2 separate regions of the Homo sapiens genome follow, and region 2 is linked to region 1. The links are chromatin loops, found by intact Hi-C in ENCODE. Cell type or tissue: PC-3. All regions are shown on one strand. Links, peaks and the distances in the headings refer to the core of each region. The heading gives the core; the rest is flanking DNA. Region 1 overlaps MNAT1 (MNAT1 component of CDK activating kinase). Region 2 overlaps MNAT1 (MNAT1 component of CDK activating kinase).

What was found. A loop is a pair of places that touch in the nucleus more often than their neighbours do. Peaks named below come from ENCODE experiments on the same cell type or tissue, not always from the same donor. Only the 100,000 strongest peaks of a DNase experiment are listed, where the experiment ranks them.
Region 2: a loop joins it to region 1, with 1.8 times the contacts of the local background. A loop is called at or near these places in 1 of 110 quality-filtered maps.

The regions. Positions count from the first base shown.
Region 1 is chr14:60,772,431-60,788,517 of GRCh38, reverse strand. The region is part of intron 1 of MNAT1 (MNAT1 component of CDK activating kinase); the gene reads right to left. It also overlaps the pseudogene MAD2L1P1. Among named protein-coding and RNA genes, the nearest start is that of MNAT1, 46 kb to the right of the region's middle. RefSeq lists enhancers at 8,025-8,525, 8,526-9,026. In PC-3, for the core only: no CTCF peak of the experiment used is centred there; a DNase peak (open chromatin) is centred at 10,417; H3K27ac peaks cover 992 bases.
Region 2 is chr14:60,924,397-60,940,483 of GRCh38, reverse strand. The region is part of intron 7 of MNAT1 (MNAT1 component of CDK activating kinase); the gene reads right to left. Among named protein-coding and RNA genes, the nearest start is that of TRMT5, 49 kb to the left of the region's middle. RefSeq lists an enhancer at 5,959-6,253. In PC-3, for the core only: no CTCF peak of the experiment used is centred there; no DNase peak of the experiment used is centred there.

The DNA.
Region 1 (16,087 bases), core at 8,171-12,170:
GCCAATGCCTGGTTTCAAAGCTTCAAAGGCAAGGGTGTCTTTTCAGGAGATAGTGCAGCTGATGACTAAATTGAAACCAATGTTCATTTGTCATTTTGAAAAATCATAAAGCCCTTAAATATTATGCTAAATCTATACTGCCTGTGCTCTATAAATGGAAGAATAAAGCCTGAATGATGGCGCATCTATTTACAGCATGGTTTGCTTAATATTTGAACCCACTGTTGAGACCTATTGCTCGGAAAAAAAGATTCCTTCCAAAATGTTACTGCCCATTGACAATGAATCTGGTCACCTAAGACCTCTGATGGATATGTGCAAGGACATGAATGTTGTTTTCATGCCTGCTAACACAACATCCATTCAAAAGCCCATGGGTCAAGGAGTAATTCTGACATTGAAGTCTTGTTATTTAAGTAATACATGTCATAATGCTGTAGCTGCTACAGACAATGATTCCTCTGATAGATCTGGGCAAAGCAAATTCAAAACCTTTTTGAAAGGATTCACCATTCTAGATGCCATTAAGAACATGTGTGATTCATGTGAAAAGATAAAAAATATTAACATTAAAAGGCATTTGGAAGAAGTTGATTCCAATCCTCACAGATGACTTTCAGGGTCTGACTTCAGTGGAGAAAATAACTGCAGATATGGCAGAAACAGCGAGAGAACTAGAATTAGAAGTGGAGCCTGAAGATGTGACTGAATTGCTGCAATCTCATGATCAAACTTGAACAAATGAGGAGTTTGGGCTTCTTAGGGATGATTCTTGATATGGAATCTACTCCTGGTGAAGATGCTGTGAACACTGTTGAAATGACAAGAGATTCAGAAATAACATATACAGTTAGTTGATAAAGCTGTGGCAAGGTTTGAGAATTGATTCCAATTTTGCGAGGAATTTTCCAGTAAGTAAATGTTATCAAACAGCATCACATGCTCCAGGGAAATCTTTCATGAAAGGAAGAGTCAATAAATGCAACGAACTTCATTGTTGTCTCATTTTAAGAAATCACCAAGGCCACCCCAACCTTCAGCAATCACCATCCTGATCAGTCAGGAGCCATCAACATCTGGGCAAGACCTTCTACTAGCACAAAGATTATAGTCACTTTCGAAGGCTCAGATGATTGTTAGCAATTTTTAGCAGTAAAGTATATTTTAATTAAGGTATGCACACTGTTTTTTAGTCATATTGATATTGTACACTTAATATACTACAGTATAGTGTAAACATAACTTTCATACACACTAAGAAATCAAAAAGTTTGTGTGACACACTTTATTGTGCTAGTCACTTTATTGTGCTATTTGTTGTATTATGATATTTGCTTTACTGTGGTGGTCAGAAACCAAACCAGCAATATGTCTGAGGTATGTCTGCATACGAGTAATAAGGGAAAGCACCATGGCCACAGGAGCATTCAGGACTTTGGAGACTTGAAAGAACGATGTCCCACTAAACCAAGCTAGCATTTGCATACAGACCTTTACTATAATTCTACTTCGGGGAAAGGAAGGGCAAATTCAACTAATACTCTGATTTCCATTAATGCCACTGCACTAAATAAGGTATGTCTTTACTTCCACCATGATTCAAAGGAGTTAAAAATACATGTAACTAAGTATGTCCAAAAACAATGTCAGCAATTACCTGAAAAGGCTATTATTAAAATGCTTATCCCTTTTCCAAATAGGTATCTATAGATGCCAGATAGTCTTCATTTATTTCAACCAAAACATACAACAGACTCAACACAGAAGCAGATGTGAGAATCTAGTTTTCTTCTCTTAAGCCAAGCATTTTTAAAAGATTTGCAAAAATGTAAAACAATGCTACTCATCTCACAAAATTTTTTTGTTTTGGAAAATATAGTTATGTTTCATAAAAATACATTGTGGTAACATGTAATAGGTTTATAATTTTTGATGAATAAATGAACATTTCAAAGTTTCCAAATTTTAATTCCTAATATGATAAATGTTAACAGATATAACTTTCATAAATAAGAGGTCTTGAGGGTCATCAATAACTTTTAAAATTATAAAAGTTACTAACACCAAAAAGTCTGAGAACCACTGTTACATGTGACCAATAAAAGATTGCTTATAATGAACAAATGAACTCAAAGGAATGCAATCATAATTTAAGTGTTCCCCAAACTACCCAAGCCATTAAGATTTTCTCATTTATTAGTACTAAAATATTTTTTAAATTTTCCACTGTTACTATTGTTCTAGCTCTCTCTTCACTTCTTATTTTGTTTTTCTACCTCTTTCTCTTGATTAGAAATGCTACATGTTTGTCTAAGTTGTATAAAGGCCCTTTTAAAGAATCACTATAAAGAAACTTGAATTTCACAATTTTTTGTGTGTTTTCCAATTTACTAATTTCTACTTTTCTATTATTTATTTTATTCAATTTTTCTTAATTATATTTTGTTTCTATTTCTTAGAGTTTAACACTGGGTTTATTTTCATTATTTCACTCTTCATATCCACAACAGTTTGTACTTTTCTACTATTTTTAAGAGGCCATGAAAAAATATATATAATTCATTTTTTAAACTATTTCTTCTAGGTCAATATTTATCAAGCATCCATTATTATGACCTTTTAAATAGAATAAAATATAACAACTAGTCAAGATGCTATTTCTATTCATTAGGTCCTCAAATATTTAAGCTAAACAGTTGGCTATCCTCTCAGTACTATGCCAGGTGCCTTGTCAAATGCAAAGCTGAACCCTCAAATGTTTGATGAGTACAAGAATATACATTCTTGTGAATCAATTAAAAACAGTTGATACTAGCAAATAATTATAGACTAAATTATATAAGCTATATAAAGCAGATGTGTGAGAATAAACTATCATCTCCTACCTCAACAACAGAAAATTCCAGAAGATCCATACAGAGAATGTGGGGCTATGAAGGCAAGAACTGTATTTGGTTTATGACAAGCAATGCTTAACTCAAGGTGAAATAGTTCTAAAAATACAATGTTCTCATTTTTGTTTTCTTGAAAGCAAAGTATATCAATGTTTGCTCAACATTTGCTAACATTTTCAATTAATCATTTAAATCCCTAATAAACACTAGGGAAAATCAATTAATAAAATAACAGACAAGTTTGAGACCCGTTCCCCAGATTGTTTCAAAACCTAAGTTATATTTTATATTTGTAATTTTTTATTTTTCTGATTAGTATTGACAACTATTTTTGAATTACACTAATAAAGAGGGGGAAATGGAAACCTTTTAAAAAATCAAATGGCCACCCAACAATCAACTTAATTAAATGAGTTATTATAGGTAAAAGAACTTAAATCAATTCCTGATACATAGTAAATGTTCACTGAGTGCTAGCTGGCTGGGCGTGGTGGCTCATGCCTATAATCCCAGCATTTTGGGAGGCTGAGGCCTCCTGAGGTCAGGGGTTTGAGACCAGCCTGTCCAACATAGTGAAATCCCATCTCTACTAAAAATACAAAAATTAGCTGGGCATGGTGGTACACACCTGTAGTCCCAGCTACTCAGGAGGCTGAGACACAAGAATTGCTTGAACCTGGGAGCCAGAGGTTGCAGTGAGCTGAGATCACACCACTGCACTGCAGCCTAGGCAACAGAGTTGAGACTCGTTCTCAAAAAAAAAAAAGTGTTAGCTATAGCTACACATTTATCAAGTCCTTTCCACTTGACCAAAGAATTCTTACACTTTCCAGAAACTAACTGTAAAAAGAGTATTTTCGTTGCCTGGCACGGTGGCTCATGCCTGTAATCCCAGCACTTTGGGAAGCCGAGGTGGGCGGATCACAAAGTCAGGAGTTCGAGACTAGCCTGGCCAACATGTAGAAACCCCATCTCTACTAAAAATTAGCCAGGCACAGTGGCGGGCAACTGTAATCCCAGAAGGCTGGGGCAGGAGACCTGCTTGAACCCGGGAGGCGGAGGTTGCAGTGAGCTGAGATCACACCACTGCACTCCAGCCTGGGTGACAGGGCAAGACTCTGTCTTGCGGGGGAAAAAATATTTTCAGCCTTGTGTAGTGGCTCACATCTATAATCCCAACACTTTGGAAGGCCGCAGCAGGAGGATCATTTAAGTCCAGGGGTTCAAGACCAGCCTGAGCAACACAGCAAGACCCTCATCTCTATTTAAAAAAAAAAAAAATGTTTTTAGTTAGCTGGGTGGCTGGGCGCAGTGGCTCATGCCTGTAATCCCAGGACTTTGGGAGGCAGAGGCGGGTGGATCACCTGAGGTCAGGAGTTTGAGACCAGCCTGGCCAACATGGCAAAACCTCGCCTCTACTAAAAAAAAAAAAAAAAAAAAAAAATTAGCCAGGCATGGTGGCACGTATCTGTAATCCCAGCTACTAGGGAGGCTGAGGCAGGAGAACGGCTTGAACCCAGGAGGCGGAGGCGGAGGTTGCAGTGAGCCGAGATTGTGTCACTGCACTCCAGCTTGGGCGACAGAGCAAGACTCCATCTCAAATTAAATAAATAAAATAAAAAATAAAAGTAAATTAGCTGGGCATAGTGGCCTGTAGTCCCAGCTACTTGGGAGGCTGAAGTGCAAGGATCGCTTGAGCCCAGGAAGTTGGAGATACAGTTAGCTGTGATCGCACCACTGCATTACACCCTGGGTGACAGAGTAAGACCCTATCTCAAAAAATACGTAAATATTTTGCTCTTTATTTAAAAGTAAAACTAAAGGCCGGGCGCGGTGGCTCACGCCTGTAATCCCAGCACTTTGGGAGGTCGAGGCCAAGGAAGGCAGATCACGAGGTCAGGAGATCGAGACCGTCCTGGCTAACACGGTGAAACCCTGTCTCTACTGAAAATACAAAAAATTAGCTGGGCGTGGTGGCAGGTGCCTGTAGTCCCAGCTACTCGGGAGCCTGAGGCAGGAGAATGGCGTGAACCTGGGAGGCAGAGCTTGCAGTGAGCCAAGATCACACCACTGCACTCCAGCCTGGGCTAGAGCACAGCTTTGCTGGTAATAATACATTCTTCCAAATTTGTACCAACATAATGGTATGTATTATTATAACAAAGTAAGAGAATATGCTACTTTGAAGGTACATAACTTTGCTTCTAAAAAGCATGGTCTACATAAAGACCATGATTTAAAAATAAAAGCTGCACTAAATATGATTTTCTCCTTTTACAGATAGCAAGACAAAATGACCTGTCCAGGTCATAGTTTAAGTGCAGGCCAGAAATCTGTCACCTAATCTCTGGGGATCTCTCTACCAACTGAATAGAATGTTACAGGTCTAGCCAAACCCCACAGCTTCAGAACCAGGAGATCTCATAGTGTTATTTATCTGTGGTTCTGGAGTATTCAAACCAACAGGTCTTATTAGAAAGCTTAGACCCACTTGACAATGAATGATTAGGTTTATGTTACTCTATGGCAAATCTAAAGGTCATACCAAATTCATTATCATCACCTACGAACATCTACTAGGGATTTGTTATAAGTAGTAAATCCGTCTAATGAAGTATGAAATATAAAGCCATACTATAAAGAAGTATAAGATTTTATCCCTGCCTTCAGGGATGTATTATATAGTTAGGAAAGAACACACCCATAAAACAACAGAACAAAGTTATGTCTGCTAAGTGTTAATATAAGTGGTAAATTCATTCCTGAGCAATTATTTATTGAGCAACTGAGAGGGAGCAGAGCATACTGGTTAAGGGCACAGACTCTGAAGCCAGTTTGCCTGCTTTTCCTTATTTAAATTATTAAACCTCTCTGTGCCTCTGTTTCCTTCCTTGTGAGAAATAAAAAGAATACCTACATAGGGGTAAAAACCTAGCTTTCAGAGCTGATGAGATTTACATTAGTTAATACAGGTAAAATGCTTAGAAATATACCAGACACATAGTACACTCTCAATAAACATTAGCCATTAGAAATATTACTTAATACAAGGAATACCCAGTAAGGACCAGATTTCAAAGGAGCCAGTAACAAGGATTACAACTGTTAAAGGATTCAAGAAATAGGTTGAATTGAGCTGGGCCATGAAAAATGTGCTGGCCTTGAAATATGAAAGAAGGATGACATTCCAGGCAGAGATCACAAAAAAAATAAAGGTATCAATACACACAGTGTATACATGGAACAATAAACACAACGTTTTGACAAAAAATAAAAACAGTCCATGTAAGGTAGTCCTTCTCACCCTTTTCTACCACAGTATTCTTAAATGATAAAGAATGAACTTCCTGGAAAATTGGGGAAATGGCCTCAAATGGTCCCCCATAAGCTCAACATGTCTTCAAATTGTATCACGTTTTAGCTTAAAAAGCTAAAACTTCATGAAAGTTCTATTTGACTCCATAATTCAAACAGCCTTATTTCATTGAAAAATGTCCTCAAATAGTTACCAGTTATTCAATTACTCAATCTTTTTCATATTCTTTAGGTAAAATTGACATTCCAGGAAGATGTCTATGGATTCATGTACCACCAACATAACAGCACACTGTAAGGAACAAGTATACTTCTGTTAAAAAAAAAAAAAAAATCACACACACACACACACACAAACAAAATCCATGCATACATGGAAATACGGCATAGGAAAGAGGTAGTATTACAAATCAATGTGGAAATAAATGACTACTAAATAAATACTTGAGACACTAAATAAATGCTTTCTAGATAAGGAGAGATGCTTCTAGATAAGGAGAGAAAAAAACTAGATCCCTATCTTTCACCCTATACACAAAAAGAAATCCCCTATGAACAAATGACTAAAGATCAAAGAGAAAACTTTAAACTTTTATCAAATTATAGGAGAATATAATTACGAGATCAGGGCAGAAATTTCCTAAAAGTAACTAAAAAAATTTAAACCATGTAAAGGAGATTGATAAATTTCATTTTATCAAAATTTAAGGCCAGGTGTGGTGGCTCACATCTGTAGTCCCAGCACTTTGTGGGGGCCAAGGCTGAAGAAGCACTTGAGGTCAGGAGTTTGAGATCAGCAAGACCCCATCATCTCTAAAAACAACAATTTTAAATTTAAAACTTTTCATAAGTGGGAGGGGAAACACAATACTATTAAAAGACTTGCCACAAACTAGAAAACAATTTTTTCATCATACATAAAAGATAATATTCATACTATATAAAGAGGTTCTACAAATCAATAAATGATGCTATAGAAAAATGAGTGGATTATATGAGCAGGCAAATTACACCACACAAATCCACTTGCTTCTTTTTTTGTTTTTAACAAACTTATTTCCTCACTTAAAACTTGATTTTATAAAACACAAAAAAAAATTTTTAAGAGTTCTGTATCACAGAACATCAAGCAGTACAAATATCCATCCCTTCACAGGTTCAAGTTACATAAATTAAAGTCAAATAATTGGAAACTGATTCGATAGGGAAAATTATGCATGAAATGAAGGTCAAAAGGAGCTACACAGCAATATTTCATTGTTTATAGATTATTAGTTACTTTCAGGACTTTAACAAAGATTCTGAATATTTAGACTTCCTTTGCTGTATTTTATAATTAAATATCTCCCTACCTATACTGAGTCAAGCTACTTGACCAAAACATCTGATTTAGGAAAGCACTTAGCTTTATAGCACAAGTTTTTCCATCTACAGTTACTATCTTCAAAGGAATATACATCACAATGTTGACAAAAAAAAAACCTCCTGGTTCCTTTTGAATAATGCACAATAAATTCATGATGTTAACTCCATGGTGAGTCAAATAGGTACCAAAAAAACAAAAGGAACAATTACACACAGTTCAGTAAGTATCATTTTGGTTTTCTCCATGTATAAATTAACCAATGAAATAAAACATATCAACTATAGATGACTTGATTTCAGGAAAACCACATTTCAAAATTACAATTACATTATTTCCTCATGTCATCTTCAGTCATTGACAGGAATTTTGTAGGCCACCATGCTATTTACTTTGTGGATTGTAGTAGTAAATGAACAAAGGCAGACTTCCTCAGAATTGGTAATAAACTGTGGTCCCGACTCTTCCCATTTTTCAGGTACAACCAAATCTTTGTCTGTGTAAATCAGCAGATCAAATGAACAAGAAACTTCCAACAGTGGCAGAAATGTCACTGTAGCTGTGATCTGTCTGATGACTGAACGGATTTCATCCTGAATAGCTTTCTGAGACTTTTCTCTGGGTGCACTGTCATCTTTTGCAGTCTTATCACACTCAATATCAAACTGTCATCTTTCCAGGACCTCACCACTTTCAATATTTGAGATAACTACAACCAGTTTCTGAACTGAACACTTGTATAACCAATCTTTTAGTTGTTCCACCACATTATTTAGGTATTTTATGAGCTCAAGATCAGTAGTTACAAGCAAGGTGAGTCCGTATTTCTGCACTCGAGTAAAGATTTCAGATGGATAAATGCCACGCTGATATAAAATGCTGTTGATGCCGAATGAGAAGAACTCGTCCACGATTTCGGCACTCCCACGCAGGGTGATTCCCTGCTCCCGGGAGAGCTGCAGCGCCATGGCCAGGGACACATGGCCAGGGACACAAACAAAGGCACGCGCTTTCACTACACGGACAGCAACCACAGCGGCTCCAACAGCACTTCCCCGCCAAGAGTTTCAAAAGTAAAGACCATCCACTTGCTTCTTAGAGTAAGTTCACTCTAGCAGGAAACAGCTTCTTTTTTTTTTCTTTTTTTCTTTTTTTTTCTTTGAGACGGAGTCTCACTTTGTTGCCAGGCTGGAGTGCAGTGGTGCGATCTCGGCTCACTGCAATCTCCACCTCCCGGGTTCAAGCGATTCCCCTGCCTCAGCCTCCTGAGTAGCTGGGATTACAGGCGTGCACCACCACACCCAGCTAATTTTTTGTATTTTAGTGGAGACGGGGTCTCACCATGTTGGTCAGGATGGTCTTGATCTCCTGACCTCATGATCCTCCTGCTCGGCCTCCCAAAATGGTGGGATTACAGGTGTGGGCCACCGCGCCCAGCCGGAAACAGCTTCTTAAGGATTCTACTTATTTTGTTTCCACGGGAAACTTTCAAGAGAAGAAGACAAACTATAGTCCCAATGCTGTAGTTGATTTCCTGGCCATAACAGATCATCATCCCTCTTTAGAGTCCCCTCATCCTCTGCTAGCACTTATGCTGGTGTAAGCAGCTTGCCAGTAGAGCGATCCAGATCCTTTTATCTAAGAGGTTTGAAACTCTGGTTACCATGCCCTTTTTAGGCAATGGCTACTGTATTTGTACATTTATTAAAATAATGGGCTTAGGAACACCATGAGACATATCAGCGGATCCCCTGAATGCCAGACATATTCTTCTCTGTCCATACCGTGATAATGATCAGAGTCAATTACCCTTACCAGGATGGTGACTCCTTTTCTTCCCTAGTGATTTTGGCAAGAGGAGCCCAAAGTGACCAGACAGCAGGCATGGCTTAAAATTTAATGGAACTCTCATTGTGTCTGTTCCCTAGTAGGGCATTTCTACTTCTGGAGACAAGAACCTCTAAGCCCACAGGGTCTAAAGCTATATGAATGGAAAGCATAAATTCCTCAAGTAAGGATTGGGTATGATAGTAAATGAGACCACTCCTATTCCATCCCTTGGTTGTTGAACCCGTGTACATATTACCTGTTGAGGATACTTAATATAATGAATATCCATATGATGGCCAAGCATTCTGGAGGGATGAAACCCATCCTTGTAGAGGATCACCTCCAATCTGGCATCTCAGTTGTACCTTTATGAGCCCATTACAACTGTTCTATCAATCCAGAGGATTATAGGTGGAGCAGTATGAGTTAAGACCAGTGGATTCATGAACTTTGGCCCACTGCTACACATCTTTCCTGTAAAGTGCGACTCTTGGTAAGAGACAATATTACTCAAGATCCCGTATTAGTGGATCAAACACTCTGTAAGTCCTCAGATAGTGGTGCTGGCTGTGGACTTATGGGCAGAAAAAGCAAACATGTGGACCCAGAATATGTGTTAATCCCAAACTAGAAGAAATGCTGTCCCTTCCAAGGTGAGGGAAGGTACAGTTTTAGAGGCTTCCACTTGATCTTCCCCCACTAGGAAAGCACTTAACCAAACTGGTCAAGGAGCCAAGTTGAGAATTCTGCCAACTACCATGTATGTTGATTCCAATTACAAAACTAGGAACCAGAGAAAGGACTCTGATAACAGAGACACACTGTGAGTTAAATCTGGGCCAGAACTCTATTTATTATAATTATCTGAGTCTCATACACCCCTCCCCATTCTAACAAGAGTAGGTCATAGCACTTTAGGTCCCCAGATTTCAATGTCATTTCACTCTGACCAATAATTCTTCATAGGTTTGCAGCCAAAACTGAATCACTGAAGATGACTAGCAGAGCAAGCATCAAGTAGTAACTGGGCTGAATAGTGACTCAGAATCTTAAAAGAATCAAAACAAACCCACTATCACCAAGTTAGACCCAGCACAGATTTCAAAGTCTGCCTGGCATTCCTTCAGTTGTTGCCAATAGAAATGAATTCTCAGACTGCTCTGGTTTGCTCCAGAACCCAGCCTATTAAATTCAGCCAACTAAGCATAACCATCTAGCTATTTGTATGGCTATTATACTTGTTATGGTCTACTTTGTTCTCATCCTAATCTTTCCACTAGAAGATGCTTCTATAGATAGCATCTATAGAAGATAGATACTCCTAATGCTATGTTTTATATTCAGTTAGATACTTTGATGGCACAAGAGCAGACTCTATGGTAAACAAAGATGTAAACATGAAAGGTATCAGTGTAGAGATAACCTTTTCCCAATATTTATTATAATCTTTTCCCAATATGTATTATGGAATGAGAATGGGGGGACTAAGCAAAAAGAGGACCTCAACAGGCTAGCCATACAAGCAATTAAAAAAACATCCAATATGAAGGTAAAGAAAACAATTGTAAATTTAAAAGTATGCAGAAAATACATGAGATTAAATCAAATACCTTTATTTGGACTGCTTATGCTACATCAAAATTTTAAAATAGACTGAAAAACAAAAATTTTGGGGGGGGAGAGGTGGGGTACAAGTAAAGACGAGGTCTTGCTGTGTTGTCCAAGCTGGTCTCAGATTCCTGGCCTTAAGCGATCCTCCCAACTCAGCCTCCCAAAATGCTGAGATTACAGGCATGAGCCACTGCACCCATCCAAAAACAAAATCTTATATGTAGTAGAGTGTCAATAATGGGATTATACAAAGAGAAACACATACCTTACCTAGAGAGCTAGTTTCCTAAAGCTATTTAAGCATATTTCCCCTTCTCCCAACTACTCAAATTAACTTCCTAAAACACTATTCAAAGGCTGGGCATGGTGGCTCACGCCTGTAATCCCAGGACTTTAGGAGGCTGAGGCAGGTGGATTGCTTGAGCCCAGGAGTTCCATACCAACCTGGGCAACATGGCGAAACCTTGTCTCTACTAAAAATACAAAAAAATTAGCCGGGAGTGGTGGTGTGCACCTGTAATCCCAGCTACTCAGGAGGCTGGGGTAGGAGAAACACCTGAGCCCGGGAAGTCAAGGCTGCATCAGGCAATGATCATGCCACTGCACTCCAGCCTAGGCAAAGAGAGTGAGACTCTGTCTCAAAAAAACAAAAACCAAAACAAACAAACAACAACAAAAAAAACCACAACACTATACAAGTCCATTTAAATTTAAATGTTGTACACCTTTTTCCTGCCATGATCACAATCACTGTATTCTCATGTCCTCCCCATCACCCTCTGGAACCACTTATAGTGAATATGATCCAAAGTATTCTCAATACGTAATACATACTCATATTGCAGACACTTCAATCAGTGATACTAGTTCTGGAATCCCACCATCTTTATCCTCAGTTATGGCCTCCCCTAAAAGTATCTGCTCCTCCCCCCCCAGGACAGTTTTCAGCATCTGGCTTATATGGTCTGGTCTCCCTGTTCACCACTATACCTATCATCATTTTTGGCAACTTGAACATCCTCATAAATAAGCCAGGCATTATCCTAGACATTTAATTCCTTGGACTGCCTCACTCCAATGATCTCTTGCCCCATCCCACTTAAGTCACTCACCCTCATACCTTCAGCCTGCAATCTTGTCATTATCAATATATATATATCTCTCTGCTGGGTTGTCTGTTTCTAGCATCTCACTCTCTGAACACCTTTCCCTCTCCTTTCAGATGACTTGCATTAAATACCACTACTCTATCCTTTGACCTCACAAGGAGCTCCCATCCACTGACACTACTACTTTTCCCTATTTATCACCCCTCTCAAGGTCCTAACCTCATCCTTACACAAGCATACATTACAGCATCTAGAATTAAAACCAATCCTTTGCAAATGCATTTAACTCACTTGCTCCTCTCCACTGTTGTTCCACCTGATCCATCTATGGTTGAAGCCATCTATCTACCAGTCCATGACTGTATCTGAGCAGCTAAATTTTGCTGAAGAAAAACATCTCATAACCTTACTGAAGTTCACACTAAAATTATTCACACTAAAATTAACACCACAGATCTCAGATGAAGACTCAACACTGCCAGACATTCCTTCTACAATTTTTAATTAAAGTCATTTTCCCATTCCCTGAATGAACCATTTCATACTTTCTTCTCTCTCCTCAGACTTCTCACATTTCCCATTCTCACCTCAATCATAGCTAGTGACCTAGCCTCATACTATAGAGACAAAAATAATCTCATTTCTAAACACCAATGCCATCAATCTACCTGTTTCTATAACCATATTAACTGCATTCCTTCAGGTTAAAATGAAAAAAATATCTCTGTTGTTATCTACAAGTCAATACCTCCCCTCCAGTTATGCTCTATATCCCACTTCCTAATCCCTACTCAAGTATTTTACTTTTATAATTATCTCCCCCTTCTCCTGCATTATGAGTTTCTTCCTCTTCTGAATCATTCTTATTGGAATGCAAGCATACCTTAATATCAACAACCATTTTTTTAAATTGACTCTACATTCCTTTGCAGCTACTACCCAATTTCCCCATTCCCATTCACAGCAAAATTCCTGAAACAAGAGTTGTCTATACTGCTATGTCCCATTCTCTTTAACTCATTCTGATTAGTCTTTTATTCCTGACTTTCCACTGAAACAATTCTCATGAATTTTACCAATATCCTCAATCTTGCCAAAGCCAATAGTTAATTAACAGAGAAGAATTTTCTGTCCTCATCCAATACCACCTCTTAGCAGCATTAACTGACCACTTCCTCCATCTGGGAACACTTTATTCTCTAGACTTCTGTGACCTCACACTTAACTAGTTTTCCTATTACCTGTCTCTCTTTCTCTGTTTCTTTTTCTGGCTGCTTCTCCTCTGTAAACCACCTAAAAGTTGAAGTGTTCCAGAGTTATGTCGTGGGCATTCTTCTCCCCCTACAAATGATCATATCCAGTCTAAACAGCTGTAAATGTGCCTCCCAAATCTGATTACGGCCCTGATCTCATCCCTCAGCTCAACCAACCACCTAATCAATGACTCCTAATCAATGACAAAACATGACAAGTTTTGACTCCTAAACAATGACAAAACATAACAAGTCCAAAGCAGAATACTTGATTATTTCATACTGCTCTATCTGCTCCTCCCCCAGTTATTCCTATTTCACTAAATGTCACACAATCCACATAGTTGCTAATGCCAAAAACCTAGGAGGCTTCCTTGATTTTTCCACTTCCTAATTACCCACATCTAATTAATACCAAGACTGATGACTCTACATCTAAAATACAATCTAAAATACATCTGCTTTTGGCCATTTGCACTGTTATATGCCACTATCACTTATTACTTGAAGTACTGCTAAGATTTCCCAACTGTTCTCCTTACTTCGACTACTTATCCCCAACACTTACCCACCTTCTTCCTCCAAATGTAGTCTCTACAGAACAGCCAAAATCGTATCTTTAAAATGAAAATTAGCTCATTTCTCACCCTTGTTCATGACCCAATGGTGTCTCATATTAAATAGCATAAAATACAAATGACTTACCACACCATTGAAGATACTACATGACCTGACCCCTACCTAACTCTTCAGCTTCATTCCTATCATTCTACCCCTCTCTTCTTTCTTTCCTTCCAACATGCCAAGGTTATTCAAGCCTTAGGGCAACTGCATTTGTCTTCTCAGCCATACATTCTGTTCTTCCCAATCTTCCCATGGCTGCCTCCTCTCATCACTCAAGTATCAAATCAAATGTCACCTCTTTAGAAAGACTCTTACTGGAAAAATTATCCCTACTCCTAAGTCTTCCTCCACTTGTGCCACAAAACAGCCAAAATTCTTGTTAGAAATTGATCTGTCTTTTAAAAGATCTTATCCATCAGACAATATCTCCTCCTTAAAGAGGACTTTTTTACCATCCAATCTAAAATTGATGACCCTGTTATTTTCTCTCATAGCTAATTATGCCAGATTGTCTCTTGGCAACTTAAAACCATTTTCATCATTCTGTGCTCTTCCCAGGGACTAGAAATCTGGAAACTACATTCATTTTCCAAAATCCCTAAGACCAAAGCTCCAGTTTTGCTTCTACCTCTTGAGAACATCTTGAGAAACATCTGAAAAGCTTTGGAAGGCAAAAAGACAACAGAAGCATTACTGTTCCTTCAACAGCAAAGGACAGCACATGGGCATCAGCATATGACACATTAGGTTTCACTCACAGCTTTCAGGTACTCTTCTGTGAACCACCTGCTTCAAACATAAGAGACAAGTGGAATCAGCAGCAGCAGTTTTTCAACAATTCCTGTTCTTTCTGACTTTCTGAATGGGGCAGTTTCTCTTACATTACTGTCTAGCCCTTCCTAACAGGTTTGTAAGCCTGTAATTGCCTGAAGTAAATTCTTCATGGCTTGAAATATCTAGGGTGGTTTTTGCTTTCCTGACCAAACCCCAATTGATATATATCCTGCTTTTTATGGCCCACTTATCAAAATCAAGAATCTTATATTTCTTAATTTTTGTGTTTAATATCTGTCTCCCCAAATATATTATTCCATGAACACAGTGATCACATTTGTTATGCTCATTATTGGTATCTCAAGCCCTGTGTTTTGGTGCAAATAGTGGTTGAATGAATGTAACACCTTAGTAAAATACTTCCACTCACTACATCAAACATAACAACTCCAACTCTCAAAGTTTCTCTACAGTCTATCACAATTTCAACTTATTAAAATAAAAAACAGGCCAGGCGTGGTGGCTCACGCCTGTAATCCCAACACTTTGGGAGGCAAAGGCGGGCAGGTCACGAGGTTAGGAGATCGAGACCATCCTGGCCAACATGGTGAAACCCCCATCTCTACTAAAAATACAAAAATTAGCTGGATGTGGTGGCGTGTGCCTGTAATCCCAGCTACTCAGGAGGCTGAGGTAGGAGAATCGCTTGAACCAGGGAGTCAGAGGTTGCAGTCAGTGAGCCGAGATCACGCCACTGCACTCCAACCCGGCGACAGAGAGAGACTCTGTCTCAAATAAATAAATAAATAAATAAATAAATAAATAAATGTTTTAAAAAATTAAAAAAAAAAAACAGCAGCTCTTGGACTTTGCCTTCCTTACTTCATTTGCTTATTCAGACACCTCAAAGCCTTGGGATTACTCTTCATTTCTACCTAGCACTCTGGAACTCTTCCTCTTTCACTACAACACAATCAAGAAATCTCAGACTAGCTTTTTACTTTTAGACGTATAAGATTATATACTTTGTGATTAACAAGAAATGAGGTTATCCTGTGATGAAACCACTAATGCAACCTGAGTTTCTAATCTAAATATCTGATTTTGATTTTTTTTTGGAAAGCCAAGAATTGGCTTTTTTTTTTTTTTGAAATGGGGAGTTTCACTCTTGTCCAGGCTGGTGTGCAATGGCACAAATCTTGGCTCACTGTAACCTCCGCCTCCTGGTTCAAGCAATTCTCCTGTGTCAGCCTCCAGAGTAGCTGATTACAGTAGTAGAGTACAGGCACCTGCCACCACACCGGGCTAATTTAT
Region 2 (16,087 bases), core at 6,455-10,454, 150 kb before region 1:
ATCGTGCCACTGCACTCTAGCCTGGGCAACAGAGCGAAAATCCGTCTCAAAACAACAACAACAAAAAATAAAGCTTTGAGACAGCCAAATGCCTAGGCAGATAAAAAGGGGTCTCCAGAGCCACTGCAAAAACATGCCAAATTGTAAAGACCATCGAGGCTAGGAAGAAACTGCATCAACTAATGAGCAAAATAACCAGCTAACATCATACTGACAGGATCAAATTCACACATAACAATATTAACCTTAAATGTAAATGGGCTAAATGCTCCAATTAAAAGACACAGACTGGCAAATTGGATAAAGAGTCAAGACCCATCAGTGTGCTGTATTCAGGAAACCCATCTCACGTGCAGAGACACACATAAGCTCAAAATAAAGGGATGGAGGAAGATCTACCAAACAAATGGAAAACAAAAAAAGGCAGGGGTTGCGATCCTAGTCTCTCATAAAACAGACTTTAAACCAACAAAGATCAAGAGAGACAAAGAAGGCCATTACATAATGGTAAAGGGATCAATTCAACAAGAAGAGCTAACTATCCTAAATATATATGCACCCAATACAGGAGCACCCAGATTCATAAAGCACGTCCTTAGAGACCTACAAAGAGACTTAGACTCCCACACAATAAAAATGGGAGACTTTAACACCCCACTCTCAACGTTAGACAGATCAACGAGACAGAAAGTTAACAAGGCTCTCCAGGAACTGAACTCAGCTCTGCACCAAGCAGACCTAATAGACATCTACAGAACTCTCCAACCCAAATCAACAGAATATACATTCTTTTCAGCACCACACCACACCTATTCCAAAATTGACCACATAGTTGGAAGTAAAGCACTCCTCAGTAAATGTAAAAGAGCAGAAATGATAACAAACTGTCTCTCAGACCACAGTGCAATCAAACTAGAATTCAGGATTAAGAAACTCACTGAAAACCACTCAACTACATGGAAACTGAACAACCTGCTCCTGAATGACTACTGGGTACATAACGAAATCAAGGCAGAAATTAAGATGTTCTTTGAAACCAACGAGAACAGAGAGACAACATACCAGAATCTCTGGGACACACTCAAAGCAGTGTGTAGAGGGAACTTTATAGGACTAAATGCCCACAAGAGAAAGGAGGAAAGATCTAAAATTCACATCTTAACATCACAATTAAAAGAACTAGAGAAGCAAGGGACAAACACATTCAAAGCTAGCAGAAGGCAAGAAATAACTAAGTCAGAGCAGAACTGAAGGAGATAGACACACAAAAAACCCTTCAACAAATCAATGAATCCAGGAGCTGGTTTTTTGAAAAGATCAACAAAATTGATAGACCGCTAGCAAGACTAATAAAGAAGAAAAGAGAGAAGAATCAAATAGATGCAATAAAAAATGATAAAGGGGATATCACCACCGATCCCACAGAAATACAAACTACCATCAGAGAATACTATAAACACCTCTATGCAAATAAATCAGAAAATCTAGAAGAAATGGATAAATTCCTTGACACATACACCCTCCCAACACTAAACCAGGAAGAAGTTGAATCTCTGAATAGACCAATAACAGGCTCTGAAATTGAGGCAATAATTAATAGCTTACCAACAAAAAGAAGTCCAGGACCAGAGGGATTCACAGCTGAATTCTACCAGAGGTACAAGGAGGAGCTGGTACCATTCCTTCTGAAACTATTCCAATCAGTAGAAAAAGAGGGAATCCTCCCTAACTCATTGTATGAGGCCAGCATCATCCTGATACCAAAGCCGGGCAGAGACACAACAAAAAAAGAGAATTTTAGACCAATATCCCTGATGAACATTGATACAAAAATTCTCAAAAAAATACTGGCAAACCAAATCCAGCAGCACAGCATATCAAAACACTTATCCACCATGATCAAGTGGGCTTCATTCCTGGGATGCAAGGCTGGTTCAACATACACAAATCAATAATCATAATCCAGCATATTAACAGAACCAACGACAAAAAACACATGATTATCTCAATAGAGGCAGAAAAGGCCTTTGACAAAACTCAACAACACTTCATGCTAAAAACTCTCAATAAATTAGTTATTGATGGGACATATCTCAAAATAATAAGAGCTATCTATGACAAACCCACAGCCAATATCATACTGAATGGACAAAAACTGGAAGCATTCCCTTTGAAAACTGGCACAAGACAGGGATGCCCTCTCTCACCACTCCTATTCAACATAGTGTTGGAAGTTCTGGCCAGGGCAATCAGGCAGGAGAAAGAAATAAAGGGTATTCAATTAGGAAAAGAGGAAGCCAAATTGTCCCTGTTTGCAGATGACATGATTGTATATCTAGAAAATCCCATCGCCTTGGCCCAAAATCTCCTCAAGCTGATAGGCAACTTCAGCAAAGTCTCAGGATACAAAATCAATGTGCAAAAATCACAACCATTCTTCTACACCAATAACAGACAAACAGCCAAATCATGAGTGAACTCCTATTCACAATTGCTTCAAGGAGAATAAAATACCTAGGAATCCAACCTACAAGGGATGTGAAGGACCTCTTCAAGGAGAACTACAAACCACTGCTCAATGAAATAAAAGAGGATACAAACAAATGGAAGAACATTCCATGCTCATGGGTAGGAAGAATCAATATTGTGAAAATGGCCATACTGCCCAAGGTAATTTATAGATTCAATGCCATCCCCATCAAGCTACCAATGACTTTCTTCACAGAATTGGAAAAAACTACTTTAAAGTTCATATGGAACCAAAAAAGAGCCCGCATCGCCAAGTCAATCCTAAGCCAAAAGAACAAAGCTGGAGGCATCATGCTGCCTGACTTCAAACTATATTACAAGGCTACAGTAACCAAAACAGCATGGTACTGGTACCAAAACAGACATATAGACCAATGGAACAGAACAGAGCCCTCAGAAATAATGCCACATATCTACAACCATCTGATCTTTGACAAACCTGACAAAAACAAGAAATGGGGAAAGGATTCCCTATTTAATAACAAATGGTGCTGAGAAAACTGGCTGGCCATATGTAGAAAGCTGAAACTGGATCCCTTCCTTACACCTTATACTAAAATTAATTCAAGATGGATTAAAGACTTAAATGTTAGACCTAAAACCATAAAAACCATAGAAGAAAATCTAGGCAATACCATTCAGGACATAGGCATGGGCAAGGACTTCATGTTTAAAACACCAAAAGCAATGGCAACAAAAGCCAAAATTGACAAACAGGATCTAATTAAACTAAAGAGCTTCTGCACAGCAAAAGAAACTACCATCAGAGTGAACAGGCAACCTACAGAATGGGAGAAAATTTTTGCAACCTACTCTTCTGACAAAGGGCTAATATCCAGAATCTACAATGAACTCAAACAAATTTACAAGAAAAAAACAAAAAACCCCATCAACAAGTGGGTGAAGGATATGAACACACACTTCTCAAAAGAAGACATTTATGCAGCCAAAAAACACATGAAAAAATGCTCAGCATCACTGGCCATCAGAGAAATGCAAATCAAAACCACAATGAGATACCATCTCACACCAGTTAGAATGGTGATCATTAAAAAGTCAGGAAACAACAGGTGCTGGAGAGGATGTGGAGAAATAGGAACACTTTTACACTGTTGGTGGGACTGTAAACTAGTTCAACCACTGTGGAAGTCGGTGTGGCAACTCCTCAGGGATCTAGAACTAGAAATACCATTTGACCCAGCAATCCCATTACTGGGTATATACCCAAAGGATTATAAATCATGCTGCTATAAAGGCACATGCACATGTATGTTTATTGCAGCACTATTCACAATAGCAAAGACTTGGAACCAAGTCAAATGTCCAACAATGATAGACTGGATTAAGAAAATGTGGCACATATACACCATGGAATACTATGCAGCCATAAGAAATAATGAGTTCATGTCCTTTGTAGGGACATGGATGAAGCTGGAAACCATCATTCTCAGCAAACTATCGCAAGGACAAAAAACCAAACACCGCATGTTCTCATAGGTGGGAAATGAACAATGAGAACACACGGACACAGGAAGGGGAACATCACACACGGGGGCCTGTTGTGGGGTGGGGGGAGGGGGGAGGGATAGCATTAGGAGATATACCTAATGTTAAATGATGAGTTAATGAGTGCAGCACACCAACATGACACATGTATACACACGTAACAAACCTGCACGTTGTGCACATGTACCCTAAAACTTAAAGTATAATAAAAAAAATGCACACACACAAAAAAGGGGTCTCCGGAGAATCTCTGAACAGCCCCACAAGTGTTTACATCAGATGCTTTCGTGCAGATGAGGGAACCTGCCCATGACCTTGTCTGAGCATGCCCACATGCGCACTGGGGGAACGGGGTGGAGCCACCAGTAGCAAGGAGGATCCTGGCCTCCTCAGTTCCTGTGTGGTGGCCTGGGATTCAACCTGTGAGGTTGGGGGCCTGTTAGCAGGAGTCCATCTCACTGTGCTGGGTTTTTTGTTTCTTTTTTTCCCTTTTAGCCTAATAATATCCTGTTCTACTCACCTTTCAATGTGTCTGCATGCCTAAATTTCCCTGGTTGCGTGACAAGAGCCCGGTTTTAGCTGAACTAAGGAGCAAAATTCGGCAACAGCTTGATGTTCAATTTCCTTATCTACAGGGAATTTCAAATCCAATACTGCATCTTCAACTATATGTTTGAAAAAAGCAGCATCTGTGAGGGCCCAAATCTATGTATATAGAATCTATTGCTTTCTGATTTCTCCTCCTACCCTGCATCATACTCTTATTCCTGGCATTTCTCCATCACTTGTCATTCTGTGAGCAGAAGCCATAATATATTTTTGAATTTTTCACAATGTCCAAACACATTATGTGCCCATAACACACTCACAGTATTTGTTAAATGAATTTAAAATACTGAAAATAAGAGAAGATACTACTTCTTGAAGACAAGGAATAAAGCAACACATCTGGAAGTAATTTCTAGTTCCTTCAACTAATGGAAAATGAATAAGCAACAGTAAGAATCAAAATGCAACTTTTTATCAATGTCACATCTAAGTACATTCTTGCACTTTATATAAAGTATTTCAATATCAACTATAATGCTAAGAAAGAGAGAAAGAAGAAAGGAAGGAGGGAGGGAGGGAGGGATGGGGGCTAGGTAGGTAGATGAGGGAGGGAGGAAGAAAGAAAAAAAAGAGAGGGGGAGAGAGGTGGGGAAGGTGACAATTGCCTGAAATATGGCCCCTATCTACGTAACACAAATGGTCCTCTTCAAGAGTTTTTTGACTACATATAGTGAAACTAACTGACAGCATCAACAAAAACTTAGGGAAAAGGAAAACACATTTACCTAGATAATCTCTTAGGTTCATTTAAAATTCTTCATTTAAAGCCTCTCTAAAATTAAAGAAGTTAGGCTACTTGTGAAATGTTAAATGGAAAATGAATAATAAACAACCACAAATACAAAGGTACTAAGGTACAGAAAATCTACTTCACTAGAATTCCTTAATTTAGGGAAAGCACCTCTATATTTGTTTACACACTTTGTTTAGAAGGAAACCCTTGATAAACTAGGGAAAGTGAGGCATTCTGCCCCTCCCAAGAGCATTTAAATGTGGGAGAAATTGCCTTCCACAGGCAAGGGAAGTAATTTCTTTATGTTCCAGAAAGAGAGGAAGGAAAAAGACAGAAGAGATGAAATGAGCAATGTGACATATGGTCTGTATTAGTCCATTTTCTTGCTGCTGATAAAGACACACCCAAGACTGGGCAATTTAGAAAAGAAAGAAGTTTAATTGCACTTATAGTTCTACATGGCTGGGGAGGCCTCACAATCATGGTAGGAGGTGAAAGACATGTCTCACATGGCGGCAGACAAGAGAAGACAGCTTGTGCAGGAAAACTCCCTTTTTTAAAACCATCAGATCTCGTGAGACTTATTCACTCTCAGGAGAACAGCATGGAAAAGACCCGCCCCCTTGATTCAATTACCTCCTACTGGGTCCCTCCCACGACACATGGAAATTCGAGATAAGATTTGGGTGCGGACACAGCCAAACCATATCATGGTCATAGTTTACAGTTGGGTGTAAAGGTGCAGATACCAGGATGAAATCAATTTTCAGACCCAGACAAAATAGGGCCAGGAAGGCACCAAGGAAAGGAGGCTCATGCTTACATGTCTGTTTCCAGTGATGTCCTAAAATCCCTGTAAGAAATATGCATCTCCTGCCTTTGACAAGGTTTATCACTGTATATTCTTTAGGACGGCAGTAACTCAGATAAGTTGCTCTTGGAAGAACACTTGCCCAGTAACAGCATCTCTACGAATGAATTGTCAACAACTTGGACTTTGAACTTCTGAAACCAATAAACTCTCTTTCTAAGCAGCTTATGTACATCTCTACCTTTTGGCTAATAAAAGCTTCCCTTTACTCTTCCCTCACTGAATGCACTTGTAGCTTGCCCTTTCATCCATTCCACTTTATAATCCTTATTTCTCATTCCCAAGAAAACTAAACATATTTAGAGATAATTTTCTCTAGTGTCTTTTTTTAGGTTAACATAGGTAATATGATCCCTCCTGGTAACCCTTAAATCTTCCAGACAATGTGCGTAGATTTTCTGGGGAATTCATTTAAGTGAAAAAATTCTATATACAAGGTAACAAAGGGTGGGACAGAGCCTCTCAAAGGAATACCATAGTACGGAATTAGAGCAGGGAGATAAACAAGGAAAACAAACAATTATGGGTAGGACTTCAGACTGTCAATAGCTATGGGATTGTCTAGATCCATGTTTTAGATGTGATTATGCTTTTTACTTAAATAACAAAGGAAGGACATCTCATTTTCTTAAAAACTAAAATTCTTATTAAATAAATAAATGGGATAATTTGTCAATCATGTACTCCCTTATTTTCTTTACATTTTTCCTTAAATTCTTTTTAAGAATTTAACCTGTGACTTTCCCTTGGTGTTAAGAGCACAAATAAAATCACTGGGACAAAACATCTTACCCGCTACTTTGTTTGCTTCAAAACATCAGAAAACCAAGTAGTCTTCCTTAAAGATAAACTGAATTTTTATTTCAATAATTAGGAAATAAATGCTACACTGAACTAAATGCCAAAATTATACGGAAGAACGGCAATACAACAATTTATCATTGTGTCGATATGCCTAATTGATCAAATTAGAAGAAGAAAAAAAGGAGAGAAAGGAAAGGTAGAAAATCTCAATAGACCTAAAATCAGTATAATACAAATAGATTCTAAGGGACCGGACTTTCTATATTATACTTCAATATTCTACCAGTCAGTATTCTAGGCTCTTCCATATATTACCTCATTTAGTACTCAAAACAACCCCATTAGATATCTCCATTTCATAAAGGAGGAAACAAAGACACAGAATGTTAGGTAGGTTACCTGCCTAGGGTTATAAACCAAGCAAAACAGCCAAGATTTGAACTCAGGCAATATAATTCCAAAAATTCTCTCAACTCCTACACTGTACTGCATATTATTATTATTTACAAAGTGATTCATATATCTTCAAAGTTTTGTTTTTAAGATTATGGTTATATTTATCAAATCAAATTTTCTGAAAATGTAACACAGTATACACCAAATTATGATGCAAAAACACTGATATTTAGCTATTCAGAAATAAGTATGATCTCTAACACATAGCTTTAAAAATGATAAATCCTAGAGCACAGGATAAGAAATAGATAACAACTGTATGGTCATCTATTATGTTTAACTATTGGGAATTAATGTCAGTAGTGCAGAATAAAATTCTTACCTGGCATTCAGTATGAGATATATAAATATATAAAAACAGTTAAAAATAGTTTTCTAAAGTGGTAAACTAAAATCTATCTAACATTTAAAGAATAAAGAAAAGAAAAAAACAGAGCTGAAATACCTGCACACTCCACGTAAGACAGTTTCTTGAACTATATTAATCATTATTTAACCATGTCTTTAAAGGAGGGAAAAAACCTCCAAATTTTCTAAAAATGGAAACCTCTTTTAAAAAAATGAAATGAAATGCTGTACTAAGTGGAATTACAGTTCTGGAATGCAAGTGTTAATTATTTTATGATGAACCAACAATGAACACCTATAGCATAATTTAAGGCTGCTGTAGTTTTACAAGGATAGAAGAAAAACTAAATATTATTCTCTAAAAAAGTGATTTTATACTACAAATGAAACAAAAATTTAAGAAATATGAGCGAATTAAAAACTAGTATGTCAGTCTTATTTTAGACTAAACTTACATAAGAAAAAAGATAACAGAACTCTAATGTAACCTAATATATAGGTTTGTACAAGCAAAAATTAAAGACATATACTAGAAAACTTGATAATATAAAATTGATTAAAACTAACATCCTTATAATATGAAGTTTTTATCAGAAAAAATTAGTAAGAGTAAGAAGTATGAATATTCTAGAAATGGCAAATATTTACACACAAACTTAATTCAATGGACAAATAACACACTTAATTCTCAAAATGACTGAATTAAAAAATTTAAAAAGTAGGCTCAGTATCTAAGGGAGTATATAATTAATTCACCATTGTTTTTTTAAAAAAAAACTTTGAGGATGTTTTTAAAATCTTCTACCTTGACAATTAAGCAGCTCTTTTCAGAGTGTCAAAGGTTATAGATATATACACACACACCATATATATACACACATATATATATATGCATTAAAGTAAGTAGTACTATTCTCCCACACTGACTAAATCAAAAATATTAAGGGTCTTACATATTAAATATACAATTCAGGTCTACGATATGTATCTACAGACATATTTTTGAAATAAGAAAAAAGTTAGAGAAATATGAATAAAAAACATTTCAAGTTACACCCAGTGCTGCAATGGGCTTTGTTATCACAGAATCTTTTACAGTCTACCTATTTTGGTCCAGCCCAGCTGCTGTGGCAAGTGGTAGTGGTGAATCAGAAGGAAGCGGCAGCTGCACATACTCTCTGGCAGCAGAATAAATGCAGTCCCTGTCCCCAATTATTTCTCTCCCTGGCCTTTCCCTGACACAGGCAACAAAAGTGAGTAGTGAGAAAGCAAGCCTGAGCAGCTGCCTTAATCATTCAGATCCCTGCTGCAGCTCTCACACAAAGACTTGTGTCTAAGTGGCATATTCTATAGGCTGTGCAAAACTCTGAAGGAAGCCTGAACCCTATGAAAGTCATCACAGAGCCATCCAGACACTCAAGCCAAAAACCTTGGAATTTTCCTAGACTCATTCCTTACCCTGCACCTGAAGTCAGTGGCCAAGTCCTTTCAATTCTATCCCTTCAGTCTCAAATCCATTCCCTCAACTCCATCCTCACTGCTTACAACTCTCTTATTTTGGCACTTTATTTTACTTCAGGCTTCTCAAATACATGATCCATACTGCTGCCTTCAGAAGTATTTTTTCTAAAATATAAATCTGAATATCTCAATTATTTAAACGTCTTCCATAGCTACCTATTACTAAGAGTGTATGGTTCAGAGCCTAGTTACTGAGATAGCAGTGGTTTTCAACCTTGATTTAAGACACACAGGAACAAAAAGGGGGAAAGGAGTATTACTCAAAATACTTAATATGATAAATAAGATTCTTCATGATTTGATCCTAACTAGTTTCTTGTCACTTTATGTTACAAACCCTGTGCTCCAGTCAGACTGAACTACTTACATTTCCCTCAAGGCACCCTGTTCTGTCAAATCTCTGAATCCTTCTGTTCTGACGGAATGTTCTGTTCATGCTACTAGGAGACTCTTACTTATCCTTTAAAATGAAGTTGAATGTCCATATCTCTATGAAATGTTCCTTGACCCTCTCTTCTTATGTCTTGTTTATATGACAATCTCCCTTTTCCAGACTGTCAGCTTTTGAAAGAGGAATTATGGCTAATTGGTCTTCATAATTCTTCCACCCAGCACAATTACATTTAATATACTTCAGAAGGAAGGAGAATCTTGGCACTTGGCAATATCATACTTCTCTCCATTATATCTCTTAAATTCTCTTCAGTTTAAGAAGTCATTTCAGAACATCTGTGCCATCAAGGCATTGTGGGATGAGGTATGAGGGGACAGGGTAGAGTATAGTGAGATGGAGAAACAAAAATGAACAAGAGATGTTCCCAGACTTAGAAAAGCTTATCTAGAGAAGGAAATAGACTCAAATAATAATAATAATAATAATAATAATAATAATAATAATAAAGACGGAAGAAGAATCTTTAGTAATAAAGATCTCGAAGGAGGATATCCTCTTAAGCAAATACTCTGGAATTGACTGATGATAGTGTTTGTAACACAACTAAAACTAAACACTGCCTCAATGACCTCTACTTTTTGACCTGGAAAAGTAATTAAGGAAGCCAGTTTTACTTTACCAAAGCATGTTATATTTTTCTGACCTCTGAATGCAAACAATTTGAGTTTAAAGAGTGAAATAAAATTAAGACCTTTTGGCATTAGAAGGTTAGGTGTTTGTTTGTTTTAGGTTGAAAGAGGGTGGTTCCTGTCAGAATGTTTCATGGCTTGGGAATCAGAGACCCTTCTAGATGTAAAACAGTAATAATAAATACTTATTTCAAAATTTAATTATAAATTGACAGGAAAGATATAAAATGTTTCCTCATAATTTTCTTATTTAAAATTAGAAATTCCTCAGAGTTAACAAACACTTCTGTCTAATGCTCACTATTATTATTACAGATAGGCTCACAGCTAAATGTGTAATTCAGGAAAAGAAAAGGCAATATTCCCCAGGTCAAGAAAACGTTCAGGACTCGATAATCAAAAAGCTTTGCTTATACTAGGAATTACTGGGGATAATAGGCAAAACACATGGTTTTAAAGGGAGTTCAGTGAGGAAAGAATATTCTTTTCAACAAATGGTACTGGGACCATTGGGTATCTCTGTGCAAAAATGATGAACTTGGACCTTTAGCCCACACCACATACAAAAATTAATTTAACATGGATCTGAGGCCCAAATGTAAGAGGTAATATTACAAAACTTTTACAGGAAAACATAAGAGGAAATCTTCTTGGCCTTTGGTTAGGCAAAAGTGTCTTAGATACAACACCAAAAGCATGATCCATAAAAGAAAAAATTGGTAAGCTGAATTTCATCAAAATTCAATGTGTTATACTTCAAGAAACATCATTAAAAAATAAAATAACAAACCACACTCTAGGAAAACATATTTACAAAATATAAATATACATATATATATATATATATATATATTTTTTTTTTTTTTTTTTTTTTTGGGAGATGGAGTCTCACTCTGTCACCCAGGCTGGAGTGCAGTGGCATGATCTCGCCTCACTGCAACCTCTGCCTCCCAGGTTCAAGTGATTCTCCTGCCTCAGCCTTCTGAGTAGCTGGGACTACAGGCACATGCGACCACACTGGCTAATTTTTTGTATTTTTAGTAGAGACGAGCTTTCACCGTGTTAGCCAGGATGGTCTTGATCTCCTGACCTCGTAATCTGTAATCTGCCCACCTAGGCCTCCCAAAATGCTGGGATTACAGGCATGAGCCACTGTGCCCAGCCACAGATTATATTTAATAAAATGCTGATATCCAGAATATATAAAGAATTATAAGATATATATATATGGCAAGTGCTTTGTAAAATGACATTCTTTTTTTAACTATTAATTTTTTTATTTAAAAAATCACATAATCAAAAAATAACTTTTTGTAACTTTATAATAAAACAAATGACCCAACTTTAAAATGAGTAAAAGATCTGAACAGACATCATACCAAAGAAGATATATGGATGGGTAATAAACACATAAAAAGAAGCTCAATATCATTAACCATGAGGGAAAGACAAATTAATGAGATACCAATTTTTACTCGCAACAATGGTTATAATCAAAATGACAATAATAAACATTGCTGAGGATGTGGAAAATGGAAACCCTCATGCCAGTAGGAATGTAAAATGTACAGCCACTTTATAAAACAGTTTGGCAGCTTCTGAAAAGTTAAATACAAATTTGTTACATGATCCAGCATTCATTCCTAAGTATATATCCAAGATATATGAAAACATACATGCAAACAGTATGAATATTTATAGCAGCATTATTAATGGTGTCCAAAAAGTGGCAATAATCAAAAAGTCCATCAACTGATGAATGGATAAGCAAATAGATAACGTGTAGTATATCCATTCAATGGAGTATTATTCAGCAATAAAAAGAAATGAAACATGGATATATATACTACAATATGAACCTCAGAAACATGAAAGAAACCAGACACAAAAACCACATACTTATGATTCCATTTGTATCACATGTCTAGAATAGGCAAGTCTGTGGAGACAAAAAAGAGCTAAGTGGTTGCCCAAGTCTGGTGATGGGAAAGGGGGCTAACTATAAACTAACATGATGGATCTTTTGGGGTTGTCGAAGGTTCTAAAACTGGACTGTAGTCAGGTTTGGTACAAAATAAAATGCAGGCACTTTGTTTAAAAAGCAGGAAAACATTTTTTTCCTTTCTTCTAGGGTCTCTCTCTTGACCTGTTATGGTACTTTATTTGCTATTTAATGCTGTATCCCTCAGTCATGAGATACTCATTGGGTAAATGCAGACCCTCAGAGGCACACAAGGCACATACATCCAGTCCTGACCTTCCCTGTGTCCACAGCCTCACCGTGGGTAGAGGCAGCAACAATGAGCAGAAACAGAAAGAAGGTGGTCGAAAACATGTCTCAAGGTGGGAAGAATACGTGGTTCAAAGCCCCTAGAGCATGTTCAATTGTCCCATCAGACTTTACTTACAAAACGATAAATCTAAACATAAAATTATTAAGAATTCAAGATGACAACCACAGAGTATTAAACTCCAAGTACAGGGCACCCTTGTGAATTCAGGGCTCCTTTCTGGGCATGGGGCCCTGTGAGACTGTACTGGTTACACATACATGAAGTTGGCCCTGATTGTAGTGATGGTTGTACAACTTGGTAAATTTACCAAAAATCACTGAATCATATATTTAAAATGCGTTACCTTTGTGGTATGTAAATTTTACTTCAATAAAGTTTTTAAAAGTAGCTTTAAGTCTTTGGTAGTAGCACACTAAAATTAACGAAATTGGGTAGAGCATCATAGACTCTGCATGTCTACCCTTTGTCTTGAGTCTAAACCTCAAACAGTATCCCAGGCTGAGTGCCTTTTACAGGGCCAAATAAGCAATAGGTCCCAAAGGATGACCTCTGATAAAGGAGATGTATCTCAAGAAGGCCCACATCAAGTCAGAAGATATAGTTTTCCTTTTGAACATGTAAATTAACTTTGAAATAATAAGAACCATACATATTGGTCTTTGCCCACAGTCCCTGGCACAGGGCTAATAAACTTATAGATAGGGTGGCAAGGAGAATCTTTTGTTCTAATATTTGGTCTTTGACTCCATTTCTTGACACAGAGCTCCTAAATGCCTTAGAATTTCCTGGGTAATAGGAGCATCTTTTGTTTGAAGGAAGCAAATCTTATGGGTTCCTGAATGGCCTCAGGATGGGGTTGGTTCACAAGGGGAACCAACCATGCAGTTAGCAGGCTGGAACTTCTAGCCTCACCCTCTGACCTCTAGGGAAGGGAGGAGGCTGAAGGTTGAGTTAATCACCAATGGCCAATGATATAATCAACAGAGCCTACATAATTAAGCCTTCATAAAAATCCAAAATGACAGAGTTGGGATGAGCTTCTGCACAGCTGAACTTGTGGAGATCCGTGGCGGGTGCGTGGCATGTCAGAGGGCATGGAAGCTCTGTGCTCCCCAACTATGCACCTCTTCCATCTGGCTGTTCACGTATATCCTCTGTAATATCCCTTATAATAGTTGGATAAACATAAGTAAAGTGTTTCCCTGAGTTCTGTGAGCCGCCCTAGCAAATTAATCAAAACTGACGAATGGTCTGTGGGAACCCCCAATTTATATCTGGTTTGGTCGGAAGTATAGGTAAGAACCTACTACTGGTGACTGGCATCTGAAGTGGAGGGCAGTCTTATGGGACTGAGCCCTTAACCTGTGGTATATGATACTATCTTCAGATAGACAGTGTCAGAACAGAACTGAATTAGAGGACGCCCAGTTGGTGTCTACTGGACTGGAGAACTGCTTTGGTTGGTGTGTGGGGGGAAAACCCCACAACACCTGTCGTCAGAAGTATTGACTGTGGTGTGTGAGAGTAGGAAGCGCATTTTGTTTTTTTCATATCTCTTTCAACAACTCTTTGTGGGTAGAATAAGGGTGATTTCTGAGGTAATGAGTTTACCTCATAACTGGAGAAGACCTTTTAACTACTAGGGATTTCTAACCAGAGAGTAGGGCCAAATGAACAGTATTGTGATGAAAGTCCACAATCATGACTGAATTTCCATCAAAAGATCTCCTCTTACACTGAGCAATTCTATGTGCTAAAGTGCTTCTGACTGACCTACTCTATGATCCAGAGTTCTATAACATTACTCTGGCATTTCTGTGATAACATAATTTTTCTTGAAAGATCTTATATTCTGCCAAATGTGAACTTAAAAGTTAGAAGTGAAATCGGGGACAGTCCACACAAAATCTACAATATAAATCTCAAAAACATGAAAGAAGCCAGACATGAAAGATAACATAACCAGGGACCCAACAAAAACATTAATTATTCCTCCAAAAAGTATTAACACAGTTGATTTTTTAAAGCTTGGTTAAGTTCCAAATAAACAGATGATACAGTAAATATAGGTTTTATAAGAAACGTAAGAAAAAAGTGAATGTAACCTGATGGAAGGAAGTGTAAGGAAGGGATAAGGTTGCTAAGTTATAAAAACAAGCAAAATGAGCAAAACTTGGGAAGAATTCCACAAGTAGCACTTCCAAGACAGGATGCATGGCAAAACTAAGCCAAAAGGAAGAACATGGTATAACTAGACATCCTGTACAGCACTCTCTTTACTCCTCTGTGGCTTCATGCATCCCATTGTGTTTTTGTTTCCATATACAGTCATCCCTTAGCATCTGTGGGGGATTGCTTCCAGAACCCCACCCCCAGGATACCAAAATCTGCAGATGCTTAAGTCCCTTATATAAAATGGCACTGTATTTCCATATAACCTGTGCATATCTTCTCATATACTTTATTTATTTAATTTATTTTTCACCCCCCTGGACACCAGGGAGCATATACTTGGTTAGTTATAATACCTAATACAACGTATTATAAATGCTATGTAAATAGGTGTTGTCGTGTATTGTTTAGGGAATAATGACAAGAAAAAAGTCTGTACACATTCAATGTAGGCCCAACTATTGTTTTTCTCCCCAAATACTTTCAATTTGCCGTTAGTTGAATCTATGGATGTGGACCCATGAATGGACAGCCAACTGTATCTGAGTTCAGCTGCTATTATTAATTAACAATGTAACATATTTACTTACTGGGAAAAATCATGTGCAAACAAAATAGCTTCTACAATATGGAATCTACATTATACAGATATCATTCCACTATTTACCATTCATGTGTGAGCTAATTCATGTTATAAATATGCGTTCTAGAAATAGGCAATGCAACAGGACAGACTGAATTTGATCTAGTACCTACTTTTAATATGTTTCCAAGTTGTCAGCTTTTGCCCTCACTCACCCATTCCCTGCCTTGCTTTACCCAACATCCCCAATGTTGGACACCTTTCAGTGACCTCATCTGTGGAGCTGTCTTTCAGAGTAGTTTTCTCTGTATGGGTTTAGTATTTTATTTTGAGAGTCAGGGAGGGTGATGTTATTTGTGTAGCTAGTTTTACAGTACAGAAGAAAGATTTCACATACATATTATTGTTTCTCCATTTTAAAAGTAGATGAATAAATATTTCATTTCTCTTTTTCAAATTAAAAACCACTGTCTCAATTTATTTTTTCTTATTATAGCTCTAAATAGAAAAAAAAATGCTTCCCCACCTTAATCTATATCACAGTTTTGCTATTTTCAAGGCATGGAGTACAGTTTTTT